2 separate regions of the Mus musculus genome follow, and region 2 is linked to region 1. Evidence: chromatin loops called from intact Hi-C (ENCODE). Cell type or tissue: gastrocnemius. All regions are shown on one strand.

What was found. Peaks named below come from ENCODE experiments on the same cell type or tissue, not always from the same donor. Only the 100,000 strongest peaks of a DNase experiment are listed, where the experiment ranks them.
Region 2: it touches region 1 in a loop (3-fold over the local background); 5 of 42 quality-filtered maps call a loop at or near these places.

Annotation. Positions count from the first base shown.
Region 1 is chr11:23,493,265-23,501,264 of GRCm38, reverse strand. It overlaps Ahsa2 (AHA1, activator of heat shock protein ATPase 2), which reads left to right and starts at 3,226. Exons shown (of 9, transcript NM_172391.4): 1 at 3,226-3,490; 2 at 4,384-4,574; 3 at 6,201-6,286; 4 at 7,872-7,986. The coding sequence starts at 3,411. 1700030C12Rik (RIKEN cDNA 1700030C12 gene) reads right to left here and starts at 3,504. Exons shown (of 3, transcript NR_166706.1): 1 at 3,354-3,504; 2 at 2,680-2,803; 3 at 1,602-1,879. In gastrocnemius, no CTCF peak of the experiment used is centred here; DNase peaks (open chromatin) are centred at 1,778, 3,139, 3,641 and 4,368; H3K4me3 peaks cover 2,553 bases; H3K27ac peaks cover 1,910 bases.
Region 2 is chr11:23,625,866-23,633,865 of GRCm38, reverse strand. 0610010F05Rik (RIKEN cDNA 0610010F05 gene) reads left to right here and starts at 235. Exons shown (of 22, transcript NM_027860.3): 1 at 235-373; 2 at 2,532-2,661; 3 at 4,835-4,993. The coding sequence starts at 4,844. In gastrocnemius, a CTCF peak has its summit at 3,010 (motif pointing left); DNase peaks (open chromatin) are centred at 160 and 708; H3K4me3 peaks cover 1,092 bases; H3K27ac peaks cover 917 bases.

The DNA of each region.
Region 1 (8,000 bases):
GGGGCACAGCACAGCAGAATCCTAATGACCCAGGTGCACACTGTGAACTCTCATCTTGGAAGCAATGCACTAACTGCACAATGGTAGTTCCAGATTAATGCTTGACTTGCAAAGAAAGTTTGAAGAAATTATTAGAAAATGAAAGAGAGCCAACATTGGGACTCCAAGAAAGAAAAAAAAATCATTAAAGTTATGAAATAAGTTTTGCACAACATTTGAGAGTGGTTCCTGGATAAGCAAGTATAGAATATGTAAGATCTTATATTAGTATAATTAAGTTAAAACACTGGGACTCTTAGGAGAGTCATTGTGCGCAATGTGCAGAAGCAGAAAGCTAGTGGAACTGTTGAGTTAAGGGTTAACTTGATTCTTTCTGGTCACTGCCTGGCAGCTTTGTCCATGTCATTTATCATCAGAGCTTCATAAGAAAATACAAGTAGCTGGGCTCTGAGCTCTGAAGTATAATAAGTTAAAGTTTAAATAATAAGTTTGCAATTATTATATTGTCTGTTGACCTGGGAATAGGGAAGCTTGAAATTTTGGGGAACAATTGTAGTTCTTGATTCTTTGTGGGACATGGTTATTCTTTTGAATTTGATTTGGCAATGATTATACAATGTCTTTTTTTTTTAACCTGCTTTTGGAGTATCAATAAAAGATGGGGCAAGAAAAAGGCAAGAGAGCGAGTGAGAGAGCAAGTGAGGTGAATGCGGAGAGTGAATGAAGAGTGAGTGAAGAGAGAATGTGAGGTGTGTATGGAAAATGTGTGTGGGAGTGAAAGGAAAGTGTGTGTGCAATGCTTGTGGAGGGTGTGTGTGAGAGTAAAAGGGGAACACACAGAGGTGTGTGTGAGTGTGAGAGTTCAAGAAAAGAAAAGCACACAGAAGAAAAGCAGAATACACAATTGAATGCAGAGTGTGTGCCGCCTCAAGCTGCGAGCGAGTGGGAGAGAGAGAGAGAGCAGGGAATGAGAGAGAAGAAAACCTTTAAGCCTTGAAAAGTTGCCTGCCAGCTTGTACTCAGAGTGAATAGAGTAGTCTGTGTCTATTCACTATGAATCTTCCAGTAGAGAACTCCGATCCTGTGTTGAGGCTGGACCCTGACAAAGACTCAAGACCAATGAAGCACCCTGTCCATTGAGTCCTATACTCTCTCCAAACATCACGTGTCCCCTCAGGCGTCTTGCCTGAGTCTGCATCATATGACTGACTTCTTCACATATCAAACTTGCTTTTTCACTAGAATGTAGTGATTTTTCACACATGATAAAGATTATATACACGATGTACGTAGAAGCCGTCTTATTCCTGGGGTCCACATGATGGAAGCAGAGAACTGACTCTGGGACGCTGTCCTCTGTCCTCCACACCTCAACTGTGGACTGTGGATGAGTGTGAACAAACTCACAATAATAGACGAAACAAAGAATCTAAAAGCGCCTGGCGTGGTGGCGCACGCCTTTAATCCCAGCACTCAGGAGGCAGAGGCAGGCAGATTTCTGAGTTTGAGGCCGGCTTGGTCTACAGAGTGAGTTCCAGGTCAGCCAGGACTACACAGAGAAACCCTGTCTTGAAAAACCAAAAAAAAAAAAAAACTAAAAGCACAATTATCAAGCCCATGTTTTGGAGAAGGACACAAATTCAGTCTGTTTACACCAAACAATTACAGTTTAAGGGTACACCCCTCTGCCTCCCACCAGCACCCAGTGAGCCTCGTGTGACTCCACTTTTCATGTCCTGAAATCATGGCTTCCTTCCCACTGCAGCCCACTGTCCAGGTCATCTCTCTTCCATCTGTGGCTGGACTTCTTCCCCTTTGATCAGCTGTCTTCAGACTCACTGCCAGGCAAGGATTTTCTTTTTCCATTGTTTTATCATTTCTTGAAAATTAAAGAAAGCTTCAATTAACTTTGGACATCTGAAATTGCTTAAATGTCTCAATTATTGTTATGGTCTATAAATGCCCCCCCCAGGGGGTGTGGGAACACCATGGTTTTGTTCACTAGCTATTGACCCAGTACTTTTTCTAGGACAGTTTCTTTCGGGGCCACCTTCCCCACTCTTTTACTTTTTCCATTGTTTCTTTCCCATTTTTGCAATGTCTTATTGGAGGTCATTTTTAAATCGCAGATCTGAAGAGTGCTTCAGGGTCCATTGGTCTCCTAGACTCACAATCGAGTTACATTCCAGTAAATTTATTTCTACTGGGAGTAGTTCTTGTATATTTTGGTATTTATACATTTTAGTGATTGTAGCAGCTTCTACCCTCAGAAGTCTTATTTTCTGTCAGGTTCAAATGAACATATCTAAATCTTATCATGAAATGTTTTATCAGGAGCAAACAGAAGAACTGGATGAAAAGTAGGCACACAAAGTACACGCCAATCATCGCTAGAGTCTTGCCTTCTGTCAGCTGTGCCTTTGGTATGATCAGTTGAACTAACAATGCCGTTTGATTTGGGGGGGGGGGTCACAGCATTGCTTCAGCAGTTTGAATGATGTAACTTCTCGAAGAACACATCGAAATGCAATAGCTCCAATAAACACCATAGCCCTTTCAGCTTGTTTTGCTGATAAGCAGACCACTGAATGGCAAGTGCACAGAGCAGCCAGGTCCTTCCCCATCTCCCATTGAACTACCTATTTTATTTGTTAAAATAATCTCCTAAGAAACACTTTCCAGATGGTGGCTTCAGTTTTTGCTAGAAGGTGAAAAACGATGGAAAGAATTAATAAACCCTTATTGTAACTGTATCCACAATCCCAGGCACTTGCAAGCACGATCTTTTGTCTCTAGAGGATCACTGCATGGAAAAAAAAAAAGCATTCTTTCAGTAAACCCTCGCGGGCCTCTGCTTAGGGACCTGCGCAGCTCCCATCCCAAGGGCCTCAGAAAATGGACAACCCGCTCTGGTACGAGCCCTGGGCGGAGTCTCGGTCGTTCGTAGAAAGCCCTGGCCAGAAGCCTCGCTGGGCAGCAGGAGCCAGCGGCAAGAACAAGGCGAACCAGGGGTTACAAAGCGGAGGGCTAGGGCCAGGGCGGAGCCTTAGGACCGGGGGGCGGGGCGAAGTCGGGGAGGAGCCTAGCAGAAGACAGCGCCAGGAGGCATAGGGCGGGGTCTTAGGGCAGAGAGGCGGGGCGAAGTCGGGGGTGGGGTGGGGGAGAAGCCTGCAGAGGGCGGCGCCCAGAGGTGTGGCATATTGGGGGCGTAACCGGGCTTGGGGCAGAGTCGATGTGGGGTGGAGCTGGCTGCGGGGAGCGGACAGCGGGGGGCGGGGCAGGCTGTGGCCGGGGCGGCCCGGGGCGGGGACTTCTGGCACTTTCTGGGAGCTGCGGGCGATCGGCTCACAGACCTTCTGGCCGGAAACCCGCGCGCTCCCGCTACCAGGGCCGTCGTCGTCAGCGCCGCCATGGCCAAGTGGGGCCAGGGGGACCCGCGCTGGATCGTGGAGGAGCGGGAGGACGGGACCAACGTGAACAACTGGCACTGGTGCGGTGGGCCCCGGGCGCGAGCAGGCGGGCGGGCTCCTGGGAGGGCCGCGCGGCGCCGCAGCACGGCTGCCCGTGGCGGGAGACGGTTCCTAACTGCGCTGGTCCTACGGCTTCAGGCTCCTCCTGAAGTTGGGCGAGCTCCAGAAGGGACTTCTGTCTCACCCTACCGGACAGCTGTGCCTCGGTCGCCCCTCACCCAGCCATCCTCGGCCTTGAGATGCGTAGTGCGCGTGCGTGCGCCGACGGTGCTGTGTCCGTGTGCAGTAGGAAGGCAGGGACTTGGATCTCACTTTCTTTGCTTTGTCTCAGTTTGCACTAGTTATCTGCCCCCCTTTGTGTCTCAGGAATACCGGGAGATGTCTGCCTCTTTGGCGGGCATTGGGGAAAGCTGAGGGAAGCAGAGCCCAGACTGCACCATAAGATGACTTAGCTGTCCTGAAAGAATTATGTTCTAGGCTGGATTCTATGATTAGGACACTGACGTCTCAGGCTGCTCTTTGTCCCCTTAGATGAGAACATTAGAGAGAATGCATAAGATAAATATGGAAATGCCAGATAACTGATATTGTGGTTAAGGCTATTTAAATGACTACCACCGTTACAGGTGGCCGCAGCTTAGCCAATCCATTTCCTGGGGTGGAGATTGCTGGACCCTTTTCCCCGGGGCCATTGTTTTTAAGATTACCCATTATTATATGGTGAATAATAGTGTCTTAAGAAACTGAGCAACAGGCTTAGAAGATACCTAGTAGAAACCTCGTCAGAGAAGCACATTTGCGAGTTGGAGGCTGCTTGAATACCAGGACTCACCTGGTCTGGGTTTGGATGGCATCCTGGCTGCTCAGATGGAGACCAGCTGGGCCATTCACCTGTCTTTCTATTCTCTGGCAGGACAGAGCGGGATGCCACCATTTGGTCCAAGGGGAAGCTCCGAGAGCTCCTGGTTGGCATTGCTATGGAGAATGAGGCTGGCCGATGTGAGATCAGTGAGTTGAAACAGGTGGAAGGTGAGGCTTCATGTAACAGCCGCAAAGGGAAGCTTATTTTCTTCTATGAGTGGAACATCAAGCTGGCCTGGAAAGGTAATGGGGGTCCTGGCAAGAGGCAGGTTGGGGACACCCTGTGTACAGTCTTAACGTTTAGTAGCAGTAGCTGATGTTCGGATGTGCTTGGTGTTGCTATGTTCTGAAAGCTGCACTTCACTACTCTAGATGCCTGAGGGGCAGTTCTTTCTCAGTTAAGCCCTTTTACCAGCATCTGTGACTAGGGCCTTAATGCAGCTGCCACCTGCCACCCTTCCTCCACAGATGCCTGCTTCCCTTAAAAATGTTTAATTATTTCAAAACTTAAAAAATTATTTCTGTGTGTGTGCGCACATACTTGGGTGTCGTAGCACGTGTAGAAGGCAGAGTTGGTTGGTAGCAAGTGCTTTTGCCTCTTGCTAGCTTATCTTTGTTGTCTTAATTCTATTATGTGTGTGGGCATGTGTGCCATGGTGGGCATGTGAGGTGCAAGGACACAGGAATTTAATTCAAGTCACTAGGCCCCAGCAGTAAGTTCCTTATCCATTGAGCCATCTTGTCAGCCCTCCCTTGGGGACTTTATCCTAAGATTGGGTTCTTTGGACAATCCATATAGATAGAATCCTGTCATACATAAAACTCTCTGCTTTCATTCCACCTTGTACCATGTTTTAGTACTTTATGCTGTTTTTATGTGCATTGTGTGGACAGAGCACATTTTATCTCTTTACCTGTTGATGGACCTTTTTGTTCATAGTTGTCTTGACTTTACCAAGACACGTGGTACTTAGCTTATGGTTCAATACTTGTTGACATGACCAAAGGTCAATCATAGGGAAAGGGAGAGAACAAGGAGAGATGTGGGTATGGAAGACCGACCGTATTGTGTTAAGAACTCGGGTGTCTGCCTAGAGTTGGCTACTTTCTGTGTAGTTTGTTAAGATGAAGCTCACTGAGCCTTCCTTGGCCTCTGAGTCAGGGAGGTGTCAAACATCAAAGCAGTCCTACTAAGTTCCCTGCAAGTTAAGACTAGCTTGGGCCACAATAAAAAGATCCCATTTCACAAGAAAGCTAAGAGCTTGGGATGTAGCTCAGCATCTGAATGCTTGCCTAGTGTGCAGAGGGCTCTAGGTTAATGCACGTGCGTGTAAGCAGCATCACGCCTGACTCTTGCATTGCCCTCACTTTCTCTGTGGTTGCTGCTGGTCCTAATGACCCCATCAGCTTGTTTCACTCCTTGACATCTCAAGTTGCAGAGGTGAATGGAGATCCAGAGCTGACCTTTGCATTTTAGCACACCTGTCTCCTACAACCATTCCCTTCATTGAATTTAGCCAGAGTAGCACTTCTGGAGCCTCACCTTATTTTGTAGCAGTGAGCTGCTTTAGATGATGCCAGAGTATCTCAATGTGGATGCATCTGAATATTGTTCCAGTTGCATGGTCCTGCCGGTGTGCCCCGTACGCATTTTAATCAAAACTATTTTAAATACTCCCCCTGGCCCTAGATGAGTATACTGAAAGGGGATAGGTGTGTTGTGTACCATGTTGGCTGGTCCCTGTCTTGGTTGGTCTCTGATGTGGTCATAACCCTGAAAGGGGAGTGAGGCCACATATGGGCTATTCATTCAAGCAGAGGTCTTTTGCATAAACCAGTTATTAATTGGATCCACTTTGCTTATTTTAGGTACAGTTAAAGAATCTGGTGCAAAACACAAGGGACTTATTGAAATACCCAGCCTTTCTGAAGAAAACGAAATCAATGACACTGAGGTATCTGCTGGTGCTCTCCTGTTCTCTGGTTAAGCTTCAGCTATAGGTGTTGGACATTTGCAAACTGCTCATTAGATTGGTCCTGTGGAAGTTGTGAATTATGGGGGTTGTCTGCCACTGTGTTATACACTGTGGGTGTCTGAGAGATGGAGCAGAGGTGTGGAAAAGGAGGAAGTCCTAGGAAACTTCAGACTCCCAGGACCAAGTATAGTACCTGGGCAGGGGAGTGACAGCAGGCAGCCTAGCTCTTACCTGTGCAGTTAGTTCATCGATGCTTTCAGGTTAAATGTGACAAGGCATGTGCTGGGAAGTGCTTGAGCCATGTGCATGGCTTACTGAATTAGACTGTTTGTTTCCCCTTAATGGGGACAGTTCTCAGCCTTTAGGTGTCCTTTTTGGATTCATCTCATCACTTCTTTATGCCTGTCTTGCCTCTTCGAATTGCCTCTGGGATTCAGGACCATTGTACAGCACCTGTAATCCCAAATCTAGACAGTCTAGCCAAAGTCTAACATAGAGCAAGCAGCATTTCTGAGGTCTTGCCTTTACTGAAGGTCACTGAGGTCATGTCTCATACCTTCAGACTTAGCTTGTTGTACTCTGGTGCTGCTGTTCCCCACAGCGCTCATGAGAAGTGCAGCTTTCTGGTGGCATATTAAACAGATCTAAAGTATGCTGCAGTAGAATCTAGCAGAGCAGATGCCAGACTTAGGCGCAGTTCAGCGCAGAATTACTGGGACCTGCAATAGTTTGAGACTAGCACCAGCCGGGCGTGGTGGCGCACGCCTTTAATCCCAGCACTCAAGGAGACAGAGGCAGGCGGATTTCTGAGTTCGAGGACAGCCTGGTCTACAGAGTGAGTTCCAGGACAGCTAGGGCTACACAGAGAAACCCTGTCTCGAAAAACCGAGAGAAAAAAAGGATAGCAAACCACTTGATACATCCCTGTCTCTTCATTTCTGTTGCTCTCATCCATTTTTCCTCTCCCAAATGATTTACCTCTCTACCGAGAGTATATAATTCAAGTCCAGGTTATGCGGGAACTTCTTGGTTAGAAGCTTCAGGTTTGTAGACCAGCATTATTCAGTATAAATGCCACCCACATACTGCAATTTAAAATTCTCTAGTATCCACATTAAAAACCAGGTAAGTAATTAAAAACTTTTAATCCAGGGGAGAGTAAATATGAGTTTAGCATGCAGTTCACAAGTTATTGATGAGGTACTTTACTTTTTCTTGGTATTTAGTCTTTGGAGTCTTCTGTGTGTACAGCATAGTTCAGATCATATACCTCATAAATGCTTAGCCACAGGTGGATACTGGCTGCCATACCAGACCATCTCTAGATAAAGCCACAAGCTATTTAACTCCTGTGCTTATACACACAACTTCAAAGGTAAATGAAATGGTTCATTTTATATTCCATCCTCAAAACGTTTTAAGATCTTAGATCCTCTGCAACTGTGAAGCAGCCTACGTCTCTGAACCACTCTCTCCCTCTGCCATCCAGTTACCAATAGGATCCAGTGTTTTAAGAATACATTTAACCAGTTTTTTCTTAGGTTTTTATTTTTCTGATTTGTAGGTGAACGTGAGTAAAAAGAAAGGAGATGGGGAAATACTGAAGGATCTCATGAGAACGACAGGCACCGCCAAGGTCAGGGAGGCCCTTGGAGAGTACCTGAAGGCACTCAAGACGGGTAAAGGCGGCAGC
Region 2 (8,000 bases), 130 kb before region 1:
GAGAGTGGGGACGCTGCACTGCGACAGGCCAGAGAGGACGAGCCAGAGAGGGCAGGGTGAAGAGCAGGCTCTGTGCAGCGGTGGGCTGCACTCTGGCACCGCCCGCACCCGCCCACCCGCAGGATCTCGTCGCTCATTGGATGCTCTGCTGCGGCGCTAGCTTGCGATTGGCCCGGGCGCGTCGATCAGGCCCCGCCCCTCGGCGCTCTTGCTGGGCGGCTGGCTAGCGGGCGCAGGCGGGTGCGGCCGCGGCTCGTGAGGCCGCCTCAGCCTGGCGTGTGCGCCGGGTCGCGCCGTTCTGGGCGCGAGCGCGGGCGGTGCTGGCCGCTGCAGGTGACACCGGCGCGGTGAGGGCCGCCGCGGCCCTGTGGAGGTGAGAGAGACGCTGAGAGGCTGGGGCACCCACTCGGAAGCTGGAGTGGGGCGAGGGCCGGGAGCGCCGCTGCCCATCCGGGCGGGCGGACTGGCGGGCGGGCGGGCGGTGCGGGGCCCCGCTGCCCGGAAGCCCGCGGACGCCCGGGCGCTGCCTGCGGCCCCGTCCCGCCGCCGCCCTCGCCTACGCTCTTGGCGACGGAGCCCAGCTTCGGTCGCCGGACTCCGGCCCTCACAGTCCCCGCCAGGCTGCTTTCCGATGCCTTTGTCTGCTCCTCTCCAGCCCGCGCCTCGAGTCGGTGTCCACGCCGCGGAATCCCGGTCCCGAGGACGCGCCGCGCAGGGAGCCTCGGACCCGGGCTTGGAAAGGCTACTTACCCGGGTGGGCAGTGATGTCCGGTCTTTCAGAATCAGAGCCAACCGGCTGGGTCACACGTGTGGATGAGAGTCAGGAAGTCTGTTGTAGATCAGGACTAACAGCCTCCCTCTGCTGTGCCAGAGGCCTTCCACCTGTCCCTGTGACCACCCCCCACCTCCACTCCCTCCTCTGCCTAGGGAAAGATCAAGAGCCCCCTTTTCATTGAAAAATGAAAAGCAGATGCTTGTCCATATGAATAAGCCAAAATAAGGAATAGGTTATGTTCTTTAAAGGTGTAAAATGTTAAAACAATAGAATTTTTATATTTTAGTAAATAATGTTATTTATTTACTAAATATATTATACCTTAAACACTTTTAAAGTATGGTGTCATGCATGAGAGGATAATTTTGAGTTTTAGATATTTTCTTTTGGTCATAGTTTTTTATACGTTTATACCTTTCTCCAGAATGAGATGCATGTGCCAGCTGTTCTAAGACTGTATGTTATTCATACCCTAAAGGAAACATTCTCAGAGATTAGTTTAACTAGAATACACAGTAGTTTTTTTCCCTTGATTGGAAAGATTCAATTGTGTCAACAGAAAAAAAATTCACACCCAAGTTACTTAAATCATCCATTACCACGAATAAATGAGTATTATATTTGAAATATACAAGTTTTTAAGAATTTGATGGAGACATCTTTCTTGTTATTTTAATTAAGTGCTGGGAACTTAGCTCATTTGTGGAGTACACTGCCACCACCACCACCAAAAACAGAAAATAAATTTTAATTAAATATCTGAAAGTTAAAAGTGAAAAAGCAGCACACAAGGGGTCTTTGTCTTGAGTTCTACTTTAAACTGTTTAGTCGCCTTTTCTCCTTTCCAGTGCTGGTTGTCCAACCCAGGGCCTCGCACATCTCCATTCCCATCCTAAACGTCTTCCTAAGGTCCAAACAAATTATAATTAAACACCGCTTTCCAAATCATTTGTCCTCAGGAAAAGGAATGCACACATTACCCATGTAAGCAGAGAACAACATTTTGTTCACTGAAGATTAAGATTCCACATTATTTAATGTGTGTACTTAAATATTCATATAAATTGTAAATCTTCAGCTTGGAGTGGGTTCCAAAAGATACATTGTTTCTTTAAGGCTTTGAGACTTTATTAAGTCAGCAAACATTTTTTGGCACTATCTGTTTTGCTGGGGTTTTTTTTTGTTTGTTTGTTTGTTTTTTTTTGAGGAATCAAAGAGCTGAGTGTGTCTGAACACACTTGAAATCCCTGTGCTCTAAGACGGGAAGATCATGAGTTAGAAGCCAGCCTGGACTACAAAGCCAGACCTACCCCAGGTGGATAAAAATGAAATTCTGTTCTGGGCAGTGCTTTCTAAGGGATTCAACAAAATTCTTGAAAAATTTTATGTCAGTAACAGCCAAAATAGGATAAGGAAAAACAATTGCCATAATAAATTGTGGTGCACATTTTGCATGCCAGACACTGTGCTGGGTACTTTATGGTATTGTTTAATTCTCACAATAATCTTAAAAGTAGTTATTATTTTCCTTATAGCAAGCCCAAGATTGCACTGCTAGAAATGGAGCAGCTTGGTAAGTATTCATAGCCTGTTTTATTGGCAGCATACTTCATGCTATGCTTTGTTATCTTTATGAATCTGTTTAAGAATCTCAGAAGTGCTACTGCTACAGACATCCAGTCCTCACTGTGTCAGGTGATTTTCTTACCAAGGATCACAGAAAGAGAGCACCTATGGTTTGACTTTTGTTTTGCAGATGAGGAAACTGAGACACGGATTATCTGAATTAGACAATATCTTAATGGTAGAACCAAGATATAAAGTTGGACAGTTTGACTTCAGAATCTATACTTGTAACTCGTACATTGTACTGGGCCTTCAGTAAGGTACATCTCAGAAAGCTATAACTTTACAATGCTTAATTTTTTGTGTGTTTCTTTTGTATTTTAGATTTATTCGCTTTTATTTTATGTGTGCCTTGTGTTTGCTTGCTTGCATGTATCTGGATGTACCATATATTTGTCTAGTGCCTATGAAGGCCAAAAGAGGGCATTATAGCCCTGTAACTGGAGTTATAGACAGTTGTAAGAAACCACTTGGTTGCTGGGACCCAAACCCAGGTCCTGTGTGATAACATCAAGTGCTCTTAACTGTTGCTTTTTAATGTTTATGCAGACACATAGGATTGTATTGTTTTAGCTGACATTTGATGCCCTATGACCCTGTTTATATAAACAGCCACCTAGTGGTAATGACTGCTTCTACATTTCTACTCAGTGTGCTATTTTAAATGTCCCAATCCTAGGAAGTATCTTTTGTCTTTACATATCATGTCTCATTTCTCTGGGAGGTGCTTTTATTATCTTCACAAGGTGATCCTTTTTGTTCTCTCTGTACTGTCTGTCATAGGCTTTTAATGTGGCTTGTGATGATGCTAAAACTCAAACCAGACCTTCAGACTCTGGGCACACTGCTCTTGGTCGGTTAGTCATCTTTGCCCTACGTTATGCCACACTTTTCCACAGAGCATCTCCTATTTTCAAGTGGCATTCCCAAGCTAGAAACTAAGACAGCTAAACTAAGAAAACATGACTAGCCATAAACCTTTACCAGTGTTTTCTTCTTTAATTCTGTGTTCCAACTTCGGCTGCAGTGCCTGACACATAATGGAGTATTCGTAAATGCGTGGGTAAAATAGTATGTCTTAAATCCATTGACATAAAGAGCTTCCTGAAATATTTTAGCTTTGGGTGGATGGGTAGTTTCTTTTTCTTTCCTTTCTTTGTATAATTTCCCCAGCCTGCCTCATGGGCCAAAGCTTTCAGGGTTGTGAAATTAAAACATAATTGGCTTTCTGTTAGAGTCTGTCCTTTCCATCCTAGACCACCATCTCCACCTCTCTACTTCTCCTTAGAGAATGAAGAGAACATAGATTGGAAAGTGAACCCTTACTCTGCATCTTATTAGATCTATGGCATTGTGCAAATTACTTAACTCCTCCAAACCTGTTTCCTTATGTTGTAAAATCAGGACAAGCTCTGCTTTCATAGCGATCACAGGCTCCTGTGCCTCTCCATGGCTGCCTCCATTTTGGCTCTTAAGGTTTTTTTCCAGTACCCATTTTCTGCCAGATCAGTCAGGTCAGTTTCACATTGCTTCAGAAAATAGTGTTGAAAAAGAACTTTCCAGAGAGAAGTTGTTTCAAACATACAAAAATAACAGCGCTATAATAGATAGACAGCATTATAACAACCACAGATCTATTAACTGCTGTGTTAAGTTGCTAGGCTATTTCATTTTATTATGTCTACAAGTTCAGCAGGCTCAGCCACGGTCCATTATTTGTGCCATGAGCAGTCACTCAAGGAGAAACGAGGAGGGGATTATGTAGGAACAGAATGAGATTATACTACTTTCAGCAAGCTTCGTATTTTGATTTTTTTCGTGGTTTGATGCTATTATCTATGAATAGTCAGTATATAAACTGCATGCTTAGTGACTTTTTCAGAAAATAAAGTACACTCAACTTTTCCTGAACATTTTATTTGGAAAAAAATTTAACACATAGCAGAGACAAAGTTTGGGGTTTTTTTTGTTTGTTTGTTTTTAATAAAAACCCAAATACCTGTCACCTGGAGTTTGCCACTAAGATTCTGCCTTTTAAGCCAGGCAGTGGTGGCGCACGCCTTTAAGCCCAGCACTCAGGAGGCAGAGGCAGGTGGATTTCTGAATTTGAGGCCAGCCTGGTCTACAGAGTGAGTTCCAGGACAGCCAGGGCTACATAGAGAAACCCCATCTTGAAACAAACAAACAAAAGATTCTGCCTTTTTACTACATATTTAATTCATTCTTATATGTACCCATCTTTCAAGTCATAATATTCAAAGCTTTTATGTTTGAAGCGATTTTAGATGAGTATTTGGTGTTTGCTTTATACCAGTTTTATTTTTTTTTTCTTTATATAGTGGCAGGTAACTTTTAGGAATGGACTAGTCCACAATGTTCTGGAAACATCTGAATTTCAGATGTAATAATACTGTGTGTTTTCCCTATTTCTAGCTCTAAAAGATGAGTCGTGGATATCCAGAAAACAATAATTTTCTGAATAATAATAACCAAATGGTATTGGATATGATTCTTTATCCATTGATTGGAATCCCTCAGACCATCAACTGGGAAACTGTGGCAAGGCTTGTGCCTGGATTAACGCCCAAAGAGGTGAGTAACAGTCTCTGGGCCCCTCCTGGAGTACAGACGGCAGCAGCAACACCCAAAGAGGTGAGTAACAGTCTCTGGGCTCCTCCTGGAGTACAGACGGCAGCAGCAGCACCGGAAAGCGGATGCTCCCACCCCGCCCGGTGAGATGGAAAGAAACATCGAAGTAAAAAAAAGTATATCTATCTTATTTTGTGTTAGTGTTTTACTTCATTGATTTCTGTGCACCACGTTCTTATAGTGCTAAAGGAGACCAGAGGAGAGCATTATATCTTCTGTAACATTAATATAATCCTAACACTCAGGAGTTTGAGGCCAGCCTAGTCTACAGAGCAAGTTCCAGGACAGCCAGATAAATAAATAATTTTTTATAGACAAACAAATAATATAAGAACACAGGCTGGCCTTGAACTCAGATCTACCTGCCTCTGCCTCCCCAGCTCTGGGATTAAAGGCGTGCCACCATCATCCTGTTGTGATGAACATTTAAAGCATTTTTTGGTATAGATTAAATTATAAGGAGAAAAGCAAATGGACTCTGAAATACGGATAGCCTAGTCATCCTGATAACATAATTGACTTTATTAATTTTATACTCAGAATCAAACTTTAAGGATTCTTATAGGAGAAGCATAGTCTTTTCCTACACTCACGGACACTAGTTTGAGATTTAGAAGCCAGTTTTTGTCATGCTTTGGGTTTGGTGGGTTATTGAATATAACTTACTTAATTCTGTTTTATGTGCATTAGTGTGAGGGAGTCAGACTCTCCTAGAACTGGAGTCACAGACAGTGATGAGCTGCCATGTGGGTGCCGGGAATTGAACCTGGATCCAATGGAAGAGCAGCCAGTGCTCTTAACCACTAACCCATCTCTCCAGCCCCTGATATTTGTGGGGTTTTTTATATGAAATTTACAGCTCAGGGTGAAGTATCTTCTGCCTTAACCTCCAAAATGTTGGGATTATAAGAGTGCACCACTATACCTGGAACTCACTATGAAATCCAAGCTGGCCTGGAACTCAAAGATTCTCCTGCCTCAGCCTCTGGAGTACTGGAATTACAGTATCCAATAATTCCACTGATGGTTTCATTTTTACTTATTTACTCTCAGTGTTGGGTTTTCTTGTTCTGTTTTTTTTTTTTTTTCTCTTCAGTTTAGGACTTCTAGTTTGTCTTAATGTCACTGAAGTAAAAATCATGGTAAAACATTCCATCTTTTACAGTCCAGACACAGACAAAAAACAACAAAAACTATTTATGTAAAAAATGGTTTAGTACATGAGATGAAACAGAATTCAAATATGAACTTAAAACGTAACAAGAAAGGCCATCTCTATCATTTATCTCCTTGAAAAGTGTATATGAATATCAAGTCAAACTTAGCAGGGAAAATCTGTGTTAACATGTTGCCTAGATGGACTCCAAGTAGACCACAGGACTACTGTCTTGAAATGGCCTCAGGAGGTTCTGCCATCTAATGGGTAACAGTGAAAACATTTGTTTCAAATGGAAGAGGGTAGACAAGGACAGAACAGCTGCCCAGGGGAGAGTCAGATTTCTTTTTCTTTTTCTTTTTCTTTTCTTTTCTTTCTTTCTTTCTTTTTTTTTTTTTTTTTTTTTTTTTTTTTTTTTTTTTTTGGTAGCCTATCACCCCTGCCTTCTAGGAAAACTCTGTGGCCTCCCCTTCACCATTAGGCATTGTCTAGTCCAAGATAGTTTTATTTCTGTCAATTTTGCTTCCTTCGGGGGCCTCCTTGGCAGCTTTGGCATCTTCATAGGTAGAGTGCTTCCCTAGTATGTCTGAGGCCCTGGGATCAGTCCTTAGTACAACAATAGCCTGAGATATGCAATAGAAGAAAAGAAAATATAGTGTTACAAGTCAGATCCCCCTGGATTTGCTTTCCAGTAAAAGTTGGAATTAGATTTTATTGAGGCTAGGGGTATTGCTTAGTAGCTCAGCTAGTACTGTCATCAGACAGTGGGTTCAGTTCCTAATCCCAGGTTAGGGTGAATTCTATGGCCATACCACTCAGAACATACCCAGTCTCATTTGATCTCTAAAGCTAAGCAAGGTCAGGCCTGGTTAATACTTAGATGATGACAGAATTAGGGATTATTCCTGATGGAAACACATAATACAAAAATAAAAGCCAGAAGCCAAGTATTTTATTTACTAATATTGTCAACTGATAACAGATATATACCAAAGGGAAATATAGCTGATAAAGATAATCTTTACTCTTCTTCAAGAGCATATGTACATGATTCCTTTGAGTTAAGTATTTTTTACTTTGTTATTTTAATATTTTATGTCTGGGATGTTTTGTCTGCATGTGTTTGTACCATGTACCTGGTGCCCTTGGAGGCCCTGGAACTGGAATTAATAGATGGTTATGAGCTATGTGGGTTATAGGAATTGAACCTGGGTTTTTTGAAAGAGCATCCAGTGATCTTAACATTTAGCTATCTCTCTAGCCCTGAGTTAACACATTTCTAAAAACAACTTCTACTCTGACTTTTTTTAAATTAGATATTTTCTTCATTTACATTTCAAATGCTATCCCAAAAGTCCCCCAGACCCTCCCCCACCCCGACTCCCCTACCCACCCACTCCCACTTCTTAGCCCTGACATTCCCCCGTACTGAGGTATATAAAGTTTGCAAGACCAAGGGGCCTTTCTTCCCAATGATGGCCGACTAGGCCATCTTCTGCTACATATGCAACTAGAGACACGAGCTCTGGGGGTACTGGTTAGTTCATATTGTTGTTTCACCTATAGGGTTGCAGACCCCTTCAGCTCCTTGGGTAATTTCTCTAGCTCCTCCATTGGGAGCCCTGTGATCCATCCAATAGCTGACTGTGAGCATCCACTTCTGTGTTTGCTAGGCCCCGGCATAGCCTCACAAGAGACAGCTATATCAGGGTCCTTTCAGCAAAATCTTGCTGGTGTATGCAATGGTGTCAGCGTTTGGAGGCTGATTATGGGATGGATCCCCGGGTATGGCAG